Regions from separate parts of the Homo sapiens genome. Here region 1 is linked to region 2. A link is an interaction called in ENCODE POLR2A ChIA-PET data of the cell type or tissue named here. Cell type or tissue: IMR-90. All regions are shown on one strand. Each heading gives the region's core, and the rest is flanking DNA. Links, peaks and the distances in the headings are about the cores only. Region 1 overlaps COL1A2-AS1 (COL1A2 antisense RNA 1). Region 2 overlaps LOC112267858 (a long non-coding RNA gene).

Region 1 (2,915 bases), core at 162-2,661, 75 kb before region 2:
TAAAGGAAAAATAGGATATCTTCTACAATAGAATTACAAACAAAACTTTTAATGATGACTGTTCTTATTGGATGGTAGTCATTAAGGAAAGTAATGTGTGTTTGTGTGTGTGTGTGTGTGTGTGTGTGTGTGTGTAGGTGTATACTATTCAGCAGTGTCTTCCAAGCCCAGATCTGCATTTAAACCACTGGAGGAACCAATCATGCTTTCTAAGGCCCAAATCAAACTACTGAGTGAGACTTATTTATTTATTTATTTGGAGACAGAGTCTCACTCTGTTGCCTAGGCTGGAGTGCAGTGGTGCAATCTTGGCTCACTGCAACTTCCACCTCCTGGGTTCAAGTGATTCTCTTGCCTCAGCCACCTGAATTACAGACATGTGTCACCATGCCCAGTTAATTTTTTTAATCTTTAGTAGAGACAGGGTTTTGCTATGTTGGCCAGGCTGGTCCCGAACTGCCGGCCTCAAGAGATCCACCTGCCTTGGCCTCCCAAAGTGCTGAGATTAGACTTAAGCCACTGTGCTGGGCCTGAATGAGAAATTTTGAGGCTGGGCCCCATGCATTTGTAGGTTAAAAAATGCTCACAGACTGACTTAAGAGTTTTGGTATACCCAGAGACCTTGAGCTTCAGAAAATAGTTGATATCTTTATGGGGGTAGGGCTAATATGCAGTTAGGTTGTCAGAAAAAAAATTGCAAAATGAAAACTACAATAAGAATTCAAGATGTGGCTAGGTGTGGTGGCACAAATGTGTAATCCCAACACTTTGGGAGGCTGAGGCTGGAGGATTACTTGAGCCCCGGAGTTCAAGACCAGTCTGGGCAACATAGTGAGACCCCTGTCTCTATAAAAAGTGAAAAGATTAGATGGGTGTGGTGGCACATGTCTATAGACCCAGCTTCTCAGGGGGCTGAAGTGGGAGGATCACCTGAGCCCAAGGAGGTCAAGGCTGCAGTGAGCCATGATCATGCCACTGCATTCCAGCCTGGGACATAGACCCAGGCCCTCTATCAAAAAATAAAATAAAATAAAATAAAAATTCAAGATGTAAAGAAGTAAAAATAGAAGACAAGTATCTCTAATTGAAGACCAACAGCTACAAAAGTTGTAACTTTATATAGATTTTCTTTTTTTTCTTTCCTTTTTTTTTTTTTTGCCTCAGCAAGCAACGTGGACAATTTTATGAAAATCTATCATCAGAATTCCAAGGCATGTTCCTTTCTTTTTTTTTTTTTTTTTGTTGTTGTTTTGTTTTTTTTTAAACTGGGCTGGGGGAAAAGGGTAAAAAGAATGTGATTTGTGAGGCAAGCTAAACCTCAAGAATTTTTTCAAACTAAACACTTTTTCTAACCATTTGATGTCTGGAAGTCTGGATATTGGGGGCAGGGAAATTAGCAGAGCTGTGGCTGTAGGACCATTTGTCATTTCCTGGGAGGTGCCTGTGCTTAACTCTTAAGGGAAGCACATTTGAATACGCTTCTGGGCTTTAACCAAGAGGAGGTCCAACCCTCCACTTTTTCTTTTTCAGATTGGTGTTTTCTTTCCCTACTCCTCAGTGGAAAAGACTGGCTTTCCTTGAGGGAGACGCAAATAGTAGTGCCATTTGGATGTCAATGAGACCAACACTGTTTAATGCCTCTGTTTTCACACTTTCTTGTGAAAATCCAAAACACAGAAACAATGTCACATTTTATTAATCATATTTAGATAGGAATGCATTCATACTGTTGTGTTGTGTGTATTTTCACAAGAAAATCTTTGTCAAAACTGAGTCTGGCCTTTGTTTTGAGACTGGTATGCCAGGAAAGGGTTACAAAATCCTGTTTCTTCTTGAAGTATAACAGCTGGTAAGAAAGCACAGCATCTCCCTCCCTCCCAGCCCTGGGGTTGTACTAAGTAACTCACTGCCAATACCATCCCCCATAGCCTCTCTCCGCTTAGTAAAATCCCTTGCAAAGTTGATATCCAGCAGCAAGCAAAGGAAGCAGCTTGGGCTCGTTAGCTTTAGGAAGACTGAGGAAAAGATTGTCCTAGTTAAGGAGGTTTTAAATGCAACAACTTGTATGAGATCTCCAAGATTTGTTGTTAGAGTGTTGTTCCTGAAAAGGAACAATTCAAGATAAGGAGTGGTCTTAGCCTTATTGAGAGCCTGAGTTAGAACTGGAAGCCCCAAACCCAAAATCACAATCAAGTCTGAAAGCTCTACCTCTTCAATTATGTGAACACCACTTGGCAGCTTTTTGCTGAATGCGACTTACAGTAGATAACAACTTCCATTGTCCCTCTAATCAATGTCTTACAGAACTGAGCTTGCTTGCTACAAATAAACAGGGACACAAAAATGAAGTGTCCGCAAAACGGCACACCCTTGGGTCAGCATAATAACCACTTAGGTTGAGGAGAAATCCACATGATTCATGAAGTCCTTAACTAAACACATTAAGAAACTATATATTACAATCTCCCCAAGTTGGAATAAGTGATTTAAGTAGCAATCAGGAAGGAGAGGTTGAAATGTTGATCTCAGAATGGCCTTTCTCTCTCTCTCTCTTTCTCTCTCTCACATAAATCGTCAGTGTGTAACCCTCATCTTTTGAATAAAATTAAGTCCCCGAGGAAATAAAAAGCAACTCATTTAAATCCAAGGATTGCCTGGGTGGACCCAATACACTCAAATGCTCATGTGAAAGCCACCAAACTGACTTAAAAGGCAGCAGTTGGGAAAACAGAGAGAGAGAGATCAGAAAAGTTTTATAAGTGCATACATTCTACTACAGAAAGGATGGCTGGTTTCTCTGATGAGGGCTGAGGGCAAACTCCCTCTGTGAAGGCGTCTCTCACCCTCACAGAGAGGGGTTGAGCCACGCTGGCTTCTCTCTGGAAGGGAGGGAGGTGGAGCCACCACCAGGCAAA
Region 2 (2,915 bases), core at 279-2,778:
ATGGCTTCTGAATCTTTTCATATTATCTAATACTTTCATCTGTGGGTAAATTTGTTGCAAGGTTCACAAGATTAACTGAAGAAGTTTACACTGTTATAAAAAAACTAGAAAGTTGTTAAAAGTTACTTCTTAGATTGCGTCTTTTAATTAAGAATAAATTATTAGCAGATCTTTGTTGTCTTAGTGTTTCAACCTTAAAATAGGTAACAGAACATGAACCAAGTAAATATCAATGTCAGTTTACAAGTTTGTATTGCACTAAACTGTTATGAAGCAAAACAACTAAACTTTAATTTCTGCTTTCAGGAAAACTTTTTACTTATGTAACTAATCTATCAATTCATGTCATACTAGATTTGGGGTACAAATTAAGGTTATGCTTCACTTAGTTTTCATTAACACCGTTTCTTTGTATTTAAACAGGCTACTCCTTTTTTTCCATTTCTTTCTGATACATTATGCATATTTAAACAAACAGAACAGAAACATTTAGAAATAAAAGTATGTGATGGTTTTCCCACACCAGTGTAAGCATAGGATGGTGGATTCCATTGAAAAGTCTGAGTTTTTGGGCTTGGGTGGATGAGGGATTGGGAAGACGGATCAACTCCTCAGAGCTAGAGTTCTTTTCAAGTGTGGCAGTCAGGGACACAGACTCCTCCTCCTCCTTTTCAATGGCCCAGTTTTAGAGTTGGGTTGCTACTGCTGTCTGTAACTGTTATCTAAGAAGTTTCAAAGGTATCTACATTTAGTTTTGTTGGCTTTTTGAACATTTCTTTAAAACTTGTCCTTGGGAAAGTTAGCAAGTTTGGAAGCTGCCCAAAAATCTGGAACTGGGGGAGGGAGAAGGAACTTTGTTTTGATTGTTCTTTTACTTCATTGTCTGGCTCTCCCTCCACGCCCCCTATCTCTGTCCCTCTTCCCCATTCCTCCCTCTCTTCCTCTGCTTCCTCCTCCTCCTTCTCCTTCTCCTCCTCCTCCCTCTCTCTCTCTCTCTCTCTCTCTCTCTCTCTCTCACACACACACACACACACACACACACACACACACACATTTTTGGAGGAGAGCTGCAGTTCCTCACACAATTTCCCTTCTCATCCGTCTTGAAACATTTCGTTTTCCCCAAACCTGAGACAACAATACGATGATGTATAGTATGGATGTGTGTGCATGCACGTGTGTATGTGTGTGTGTGTTTGGTCTGTGCTGTGGAAGGACTGAAAAGAGAGTTGACTGGGGCTTCTCCTCCAGGCCTCAATCTGGCATTAGTCCATTTCTCTCTTTTCCCTAGGTGGTCTTAGATGATGGGGGGAGGAAAAAGTTTTGCTGTGTCATGAATTACGCTTTTAATTTCCACAGGCTTTAGAACATTCTGGCCCTCTCAGTGAAAAACACTTGTGGCCTCAGAGCTTGGAGGTTGGAAGTGGGGGAAATATTCCCTTCAGGCCCTGTGATGACTTTTCACAGTGGAAGGCTGCAGGGCTCTCACAGGGGGAGATTCCATTTGTCTGAGCCTGCAGAGTGTGAGTCACTGCCCAGGGAGGGCAGAGTTCAGCCCGAGGAGCTAGTGAGCCCCTGCTGCCTTAAAGGCACAATGCAGGGATACCGCTGAAGGGAGGGGAAAGTGCTAGCCACCAAGCGACTGGGCTAGTCCTCAGTAATTTCTAGCTGCATTATTTATGTGGGGGTCATTAGGAAACCTAAATTTCAGTGAAAAGTCAATCGTTTACTCAAATTTCCCTGTACAGAACAGAGAAACACATACTGGATTTTACAAGCCTTTGTGAAATTGAGGTCACCTGCATCATCCACATGGAGAACAAGAATATTTATTGTGTGATTAAAGTTCTGATCCATAGGGGGAGGAAAATCATTTGCATGTCACAATTTTTTCCGCCTCCTTAATTTTCAACCCACTCACCTCATAAATTAACAACAGGTAGCATCAATCTCTCTTCAAAATATGTAAGACACTTGTAACCTTGATGGGGCAGGGGGGCTCTTCGGGTTTCACCAGCTGGTGAGAACAGGTGTTGTCATTAACTTGAACACCCACATCTTGAAGTCCAAGACTCTGCTTGCCTGGCTGCAGGAAGTCCAATGTGTTAGAGAATCCTACTCTAGATGCATTTCCAGGGAGTGTGTACGTATACTTATAAATCCTTTCTTGTCCTTTCTTGCTGAGATGACCCCTAAGTTACCCAGCAGCCTAGGGCCTTGACAGACCCAGAAATGCCTTTTGCACTTGCCATTCTGACTGCATGCATCCTGGGCATTGCTACCAGGATTTGGACATACTGCCACTGCCATGATTCGCGTTGGAGGAGCTAGAACTCAGGGACACTCCCACACAGGAACTATTATACTGTCACTAACCTGCGGCCACTCCTCGGAAGCGGAAAGATGCCAGTTATTTCTGTGATCTGTTCAGTTTATGGGTGGGGGTGGGACAGATTATTTTCCCCTGTACTTGACAGGTTTTAGATATGTATGAAGAAGTAACTTATATTTAACATTTTTATTGGAGAAACTTTGATGTGTACTTCAATTTACTAGCTATCACCTTTAAAACTCTTTGACATGCAGAAATTTTCTGGTTGATTTTTCATTGTCTTTTGAAGGTTGACTCATTTAGAAATGACGTGACATTTGCATTTGAAATCAGTACTGTATTTATTTCATTGTTCCGAGCCTTTCCAAATAAATCTGTGTGTTTTTTTCGTAGGATAATTGTGAGAAAAATAATAATGTAACAACCGTTTAGGACTCTGTGGGTTATTCATAGTTCACAACGCTTCCAACTTCAATCTTCACAAACTTTGTTTGGAATAGCAAAATGACCATGTTCCACAAAAGGAAATATTGTACTCCAGTACCATGGCCGGAACAAGATTAATAATAGTAACAGTAAAAAA

What was found. Peaks named below come from ENCODE experiments on the same cell type or tissue, not always from the same donor. Only the 100,000 strongest peaks of a DNase experiment are listed, where the experiment ranks them.
Region 1: POLR2A ChIA-PET joins it to region 2 with 25 read pairs; 6 of 35 experiments call an interaction of 5 or more read pairs at or near these places.

What each region holds. Positions count from the first base shown.
Region 1 is chr7:94,374,372-94,377,286 of GRCh38, reverse strand. The region is part of intron 5 of COL1A2-AS1 (COL1A2 antisense RNA 1); the gene reads left to right. Among named protein-coding and RNA genes, the nearest start is that of COL1A2-AS1, 16 kb to the left of the region's middle. In IMR-90, for the core only: no CTCF peak of the experiment used is centred there; DNase peaks (open chromatin) are centred at 1,386 and 1,886; H3K4me3 peaks cover 1,088 bases; H3K27ac peaks cover 2,500 bases.
Region 2 is chr7:94,299,800-94,302,714 of GRCh38, reverse strand. All of the region lies in intron 2 of LOC112267858 (a long non-coding RNA gene), which reads left to right. Among named protein-coding and RNA genes, the nearest start is that of COL1A2-AS1, 91 kb to the left of the region's middle. RefSeq lists an enhancer at 1,260-2,459. In IMR-90, for the core only: a CTCF peak has its summit at 1,562; DNase peaks (open chromatin) are centred at 834 and 1,494; H3K4me3 peaks cover 408 bases; H3K27ac peaks cover 2,425 bases.